Linked DNA regions of Homo sapiens: region 1 is linked to region 2. A link is an interaction called in ENCODE POLR2A ChIA-PET data of the cell type or tissue named here. Cell type or tissue: Panc1. All regions are shown on one strand. Links, peaks and the distances in the headings refer to the core of each region. The heading gives the core; the rest is flanking DNA.

Region 1 (2,916 bases), core at 143-2,642, 210 kb before region 2:
TGCCTATAATCCCAGCTACTCGGGAGGCTGAGGCAGGAGAATCTCTTGAACCCAGGAGACGGAGGTTGTGGTGAGCCGAGATCACGCCATTGCACTCCAGCCTGGGCAACAGGAGTGAAATTCTGTCTCAAAAAATAAAAGAAGTCAGTGTTAGTAGAAATACTAAGGTTTACAAATATTTAAATGTGAACATTATAGAATGTGCACGAAAAATTTACATGTGAACATTCTTTTTCTTTTTTTCTTTTTTATTTTTTCTTTTGAGACAGAGTCTCTCTCTGTCACCCAGGCTTGACTGCAGTGGTATATTGTGTGATCTCAGCTCACTGCAGCCTCCACCTCCCAGGCACAAGCAATCCTCCTGCCTCAGCCCCTTATCCTGAGTAGCTGGGACTACAGGCACATGCCACCACACCTGGCTAATTTTTGTATTTTTTGTAGAGACGGAGTTTCAAATATTGCCCAGGCTGGTCTCAAACTCCTGGACTCAAGCAATCCACCCGCCTTGGCCTCCCACAGTGCTGGGATTACAGAAATGAGCCACCGCACTGCAACATTATTTTTCAGGGCTGTGTGGCATAGTAGTTAAATAAACAGATTTTGGAGTTTGAATTCTAGCTCCTCCTCTTACCCAATTATATGAAACTTTGAGAAAATTACTTAATTAGCATAACTTCATTTTGAAAATTATAACTATTTTTGCCAGTTGGAATTGTCATGAGGAGTGCACAAGCTAATATATGTTTTCAGTGCTTAATGATTAGTTGTCCAGGTTAGCTATTCTTACTGTGGTTTTGTTGATATATAAGGATTAAGAAGAAATCCCTGCTATAATCTATTTTGCAATCCAACTCCAAAACACTGAGCATTTGCTTTCAATTTCCTGCCCAACAGATATATGTTTTGGAATCAGGGTTTCTCCCCCTAAGTGTTACTTTAAAGTTCTACCTACTGTTTCACTTTATTTTGTAGAAACTGAAAATGGCATCTTGTCTCTTGTACAACTACAAGTTCATGATTACTATCTCATATTGTTTTCTGACATTTGAATTCTTGGTCTTGATACCTGCTTTTTCCCTCTGAAAGCTTGTTGGATTTTCTCCTATTTCTAAGGGTCTGACATTTCACAATGGTCTATTTTCATCCATTGTCTAGGTATTTTGGGGGCGCTATCAATCTGGCAGCTCACATCCTTTGGTTTTTGAAATCTTGAATTATTGATTTATTATGAGCTCCTCCCCATCAATTTTTCTGTTCTCTTTCTTTCTGGAACTCCTGTTTATTGAAATATTGTACCTTGTAGACTGATCCTCTGATTGTTTTTTCTTTCCTATTGTCCTTTTCTTTGTCTTTTAGCTTTATTTTCCTAGTTTCTCAACTTTATCATATAAACTGTCTAAGTTTTAAAATTCCATTATTATATTTCAAATTTCTAAGAGTTATTTTTTGTTCTTTTTATTTCATCCTGTTCTTATAACATCTTTTTACTTCTCTGAAGATATTATTAGCTTTTTTAAAAGCTTTTATTTCCCTGCATATTCTCAAGACTTTGTTTCCTCTCTAATTTTTGTTTTGTTTTGTTTTTCGTTGTTTGTTGTTGTTGTTTTTTTTTTTTTAACTTTTGTGTGTTCTGTCTCTCTCTTCTTTGGTAGGGGCTTTTTTCAGATGTCTGATAATTCTGGCCCTTCACTTGTATTTTAGAGCTAATGGGCACCTCTGTGCCATGGATGAAGCTTGTTACCTTTTGTCTTTAGAATGATCAGTCTGGGCCATTTCTATGGGAGGGGGATGTCCTTGTCTTTAGGTCTTTTTTCTTGGTCTGAGCAAGTTTTCTAGAAGGTAAATGTCTCCTCTCCTTCCTAGAATGGTTCCTTATGCTGGCTGCCTCTGTTCTGGAGGTTGAATTTGGACTGAGAATAGTGCTTCATTATATAAGCCTTTTTTCAAATCTGTCTGCTTTCAGCATAATATTCCCAGTCTTTATCGTGCCTAGTGTCCTAGCTCTGGCTTAGAGACCCTCTGTTATATCTTCTGCAGCAGTCACTAAACTGCATTTGGGAGGGAGGCTTTTGGGGTAGCCTACCCTGGGAAATGGCTTGCTTCTTGGTTTCCCCTGTGCTGATTTAGAATTTAGCCTTCTTAGTTTGTTACGTGATATGCAAAGTATCCTATTTTTTAGCTCTTAAAATTTTGTTGCTGTCATTATTTTCTCCCCCTTTTAATTTGTTAAAATCCTTTTATTTTTAATTTAATAGAGGTTTGGGGGTAAACACATTTGTTCAATCAGCCATCTTTAATCAGCATTTTTAAAAAGATATTCTTGGCCAGGCATGGTGGCTCATGCCTGTGATCTCAGCATTTTGGGAGGCTGAGGTGGGAGGATTGCTTGAGCTCAGAAGTTCAAGGCTGCAATGAGCCATGATCATGCCACTGCACTCCAGCCTTGGTGACAGAAGGAAAGCCCATCTCAGAGGTTTATCAGTCCATTCTTGTGTTGCTATAAAGGAATACTCAAGCTTGGTGATTTATAAGGTAAAGAGGTTTATTTTGGCTCATGGTTCCACAGGCTGGATGAGAAGCATGCGCCAGCATCTGCTTCTGATGGGGACTCAGGAAGCTTCCAATCATGGCAGAAGGTGAAGGGGAGCTGATGTGTCACATGGCAAAGAGGGAGCAAAAGAGACAGTGAGGAATTGCTAGGCTTGTTTTAAACAACCAGATCTCTTGTGAACTCATAGAGTGAGAACTCACTCATTATGTCGAGGACAGCACCAACCCTCTTATGAAGGATCCACCCCCATGACGCAAACACCTCCCAAGAGGCCCACCTCCAACACTGGAGGTCACATTTCAACATGAGACTTGGAGGGTATAAACATCCAAACCAAAATGAGGGTGGGGAGGAGATATTCTTAA
Region 2 (2,916 bases), core at 270-2,769:
TTTTGCTGTTACCAGCAATGTTGCCATTACAAAAATCTTTGACAGATGCGTTCTTAACACTGAAGCCCACATTTTCCCCAGGAAGAGCTTGCAACATGGTGCATTTCAACAGACTTTAGTTGTAACGTTGACTGGAGCAAAGGTGACCACCATGCTGGGTTTGAGAACACCAGTTTCCACTTAGCACATAGGGACCAATGCCACCAACTTTGTAGACATCTGGAGGGGCAGATGCAAGGGCTTGTCGGTTGGATGAGTTGGTGGTAGGACACAGTCCAGACCTTCAAGCAGCATGGTTCCATTGGCATTGCCATCTTCATGGGTGACTTTACATCCCTTGAACCAAGGCATGTTACTACTTGGCTCTAGCATATTGTCACCATTCCAACTGGAAATTGGTACAGCTGCTGCTGTGCTGGGGTTGTAGCCAATTTTCTTAATGTAAGAGCTGACTTTCTTAATGATTTTCTCATGTCTCTTCTGGCTGTAGAGGGGCTCTGTGGAATCCATTTTGTTAACACCAACAATTGGTTGTTTCATCCCCAGTGTGTAAGCACGAAGGGCATGTTCATGGGTCTGCCCATGGAGATATCGGCTTCAGATTCACCAACACCAACAGCAACAATCAGGATAGCACAGTCAGACTGAGATGTGCCTGTAATCATGTTTCTGATAAAGTCTCTGTCCTGAGCATCAATGACTCATGCAGTACTTGCTGGTCTCAAACTTCCACAGGGTGATGTGTCACACTCACACTCATCTTACCATTTATTCAAGACCCAAGCATACCTGAAAGAGCTCTTTCCCTTCTTAGCAGCCTCCTTCTCAAATTCATCGATGGTTCTTTGGTGATTTATATCATGTTTGTCGATCAGTTGGCAAGTAGCAGTGGACTTACCTGAATCTACGTGTCCAATAACGACGATATTGATATGAATCCTTTTCTTTCCCATTTTGGTTTTGATTTAGGGGTGGTTTTCATGACACCTGTGTTTTGGTGGCAAACCCGTTGTGAAAATGCCTTTTTTTTTCCAACATGAAACACCCATCTTTCTGTTCTGCATTTTTCCATTTAGTCCTTTCTATCTTTACAATTTTAAAACTTGGTAATTATAAAAGGTTATAAAGATGCAATATTTTCCAGGCACACTTTATGAAGAAAAGATCCTGAGGTGAAAGAATTGGCAATCCTGAGTTTCGGGCCTCTTTGGAGAGCCTGCACAGCAGTGGCATGACAGCACCTCCTGGTGGTAGGATTTGTGAAACGTTTACGGCGAACGTAGAAGCAAGGATTGAATTTGGTTGCCTGGAGAAATCATGAGTTCCACTCCTGCTGCAGCCTCACCCCTCACAAACCACCACATAGCCACACTCAGGCCCTTCTTCTCTCCCTTCAAACTCTCTGGTTCTGGCAGTCTTTGAGAGTCTGGCAAAAAAGCCTGTGTTCACGTTCAGTTTGATCACTGTGTCCAACTCCCCAAACCCAGGGAGAGAGGGGTCCTCAGTTTTTCATGGACCTGGCAGTGAAGCAAGGAGAGCAGAAGCAGTTTAGATGCACTTAACTGACATTTTAAAGCATCCAATTATTATGCAGGTATTTCCACCTGAGCTGTAGTAATCCCATCAAAGTGGGAGCAGAAAGGCACGAATTTCACAGAACTCTCTTCTCAGCTGAAGACAGAAACCAGGGGGCCTGAATACGAATGCTTTGCTGGCGCGCTCTGTCTGGTGAATTCAGATGCCACCTCCTCTGGGAGAAGCTCCACAATGCTTCTGCCCTCAGCCTGGGTTTGGTTTCCTTCTGTGCTCCCCAGCGCTCTGTGTTTCCGCCCCTGTTGTACAGAGCCCCTGGACCCTGCGCTGCCATCACCTGTCCATTTGTTTGTCCTCTCTTCAGGACGATAAACTTCCAAGGGCAAAGACCATGTGCCACTGTCTCTGTCCCCAGTTCCAGCACAGGCAGTGCTTCATAAATAGCAGCAGCTCTCATTTCCTGGGTCCTCTAGTGCCAGGCTCTGGGCTAGCTGCTTTCCATCATCTTTCCTAATGCTCCAAGGAGATGCTACTTTATTTGAACAGTGCTTGGCATAGAGTAACCTTCAGTAAACACTCACTGAATGAATGAACATATACCCATTTTACAGATTAAGAAGGTGAGGCTAGTAAATGGAAGTGCCTGGGTTTGAACTTAGGTCTGTCTGACTCCAAATCCAGTGCTCTGACCCATTACACAAATGCCCTTTGTTGGAGTAGTTATTTCCTTAGCATATTTGAAATGATTTATTTATGACATTTGATTTATACATCTATAATAGTATGTGAATCAAGGGTTACTTATATCACAATAAAGAGGTTTTTTTTGAGCCTTATTTATGCCTGGTTGAAATTAAGTCACAGAATCATTATAAAAGCATAACATTTTTAAAGTTTTAATGCATAAAAATAAATTCCATTTACCATAATACTTTATATTCATAAAAATGAATAATAAGGCTGAATCAAGCAAGTATGTGGTAGGAACTGTGCTGAGTGCTTTATGTACCTTGTGTTATTTACTCTTACCTGAACCTGTGAGGTGGATGTTGCTGTTACTCCCATTCATTTCACAGATGAAGCCTGAGAGATAAATGGTATATGGCAGAGGTGTGGCTAGACCCTAAGTCAGCCAAGGGCAAAACTGGCTCCTAACATTTGTGAACTGTTTCTGGTTCATGAAAGCTAAGATTACATGGTGCAAATCCAATCTCATCCTATTAAGGTGGCTTTCAGCTCTTGGGAATATGTTTACAAGCAGCTTATGATGTTCTTTGCTAATAAGTAATTTCTGAAGTGCAAATCCAGATGGTCTTAGCTGAATGTCAAGGCAGAACATTTAACTGTGTTCAGTTCAGTGTCTCGGTGTCTGAACCACAGATG

Evidence for each region. Peaks named below come from ENCODE experiments on the same cell type or tissue, not always from the same donor. Only the 100,000 strongest peaks of a DNase experiment are listed, where the experiment ranks them.
Region 1: POLR2A ChIA-PET joins it to region 2 with 6 read pairs; 2 of 35 experiments call an interaction of 5 or more read pairs at or near these places.

The regions. Positions count from the first base shown.
Region 1 is chr3:149,703,549-149,706,464 of GRCh38, reverse strand. It overlaps a transcript of WWTR1 not described here. Among named protein-coding and RNA genes, the nearest start is that of WWTR1-AS1, 47 kb to the right of the region's middle. In Panc1, for the core only: no CTCF peak of the experiment used is centred there; no DNase peak of the experiment used is centred there; H3K27ac peaks cover 427 bases.
Region 2 is chr3:149,492,697-149,495,612 of GRCh38, reverse strand. All of the region lies in intron 3 of TM4SF4 (transmembrane 4 L six family member 4), which reads right to left. It also overlaps the pseudogene EEF1A1P45. Among named protein-coding and RNA genes, the nearest start is that of TM4SF4, 19 kb to the right of the region's middle. RefSeq lists a silencer at 1,169-1,318. In Panc1, for the core only: CTCF peaks have their summits at 973 and 1,249 (motif pointing left); a DNase peak (open chromatin) is centred at 1,242; H3K27ac peaks cover 2,500 bases.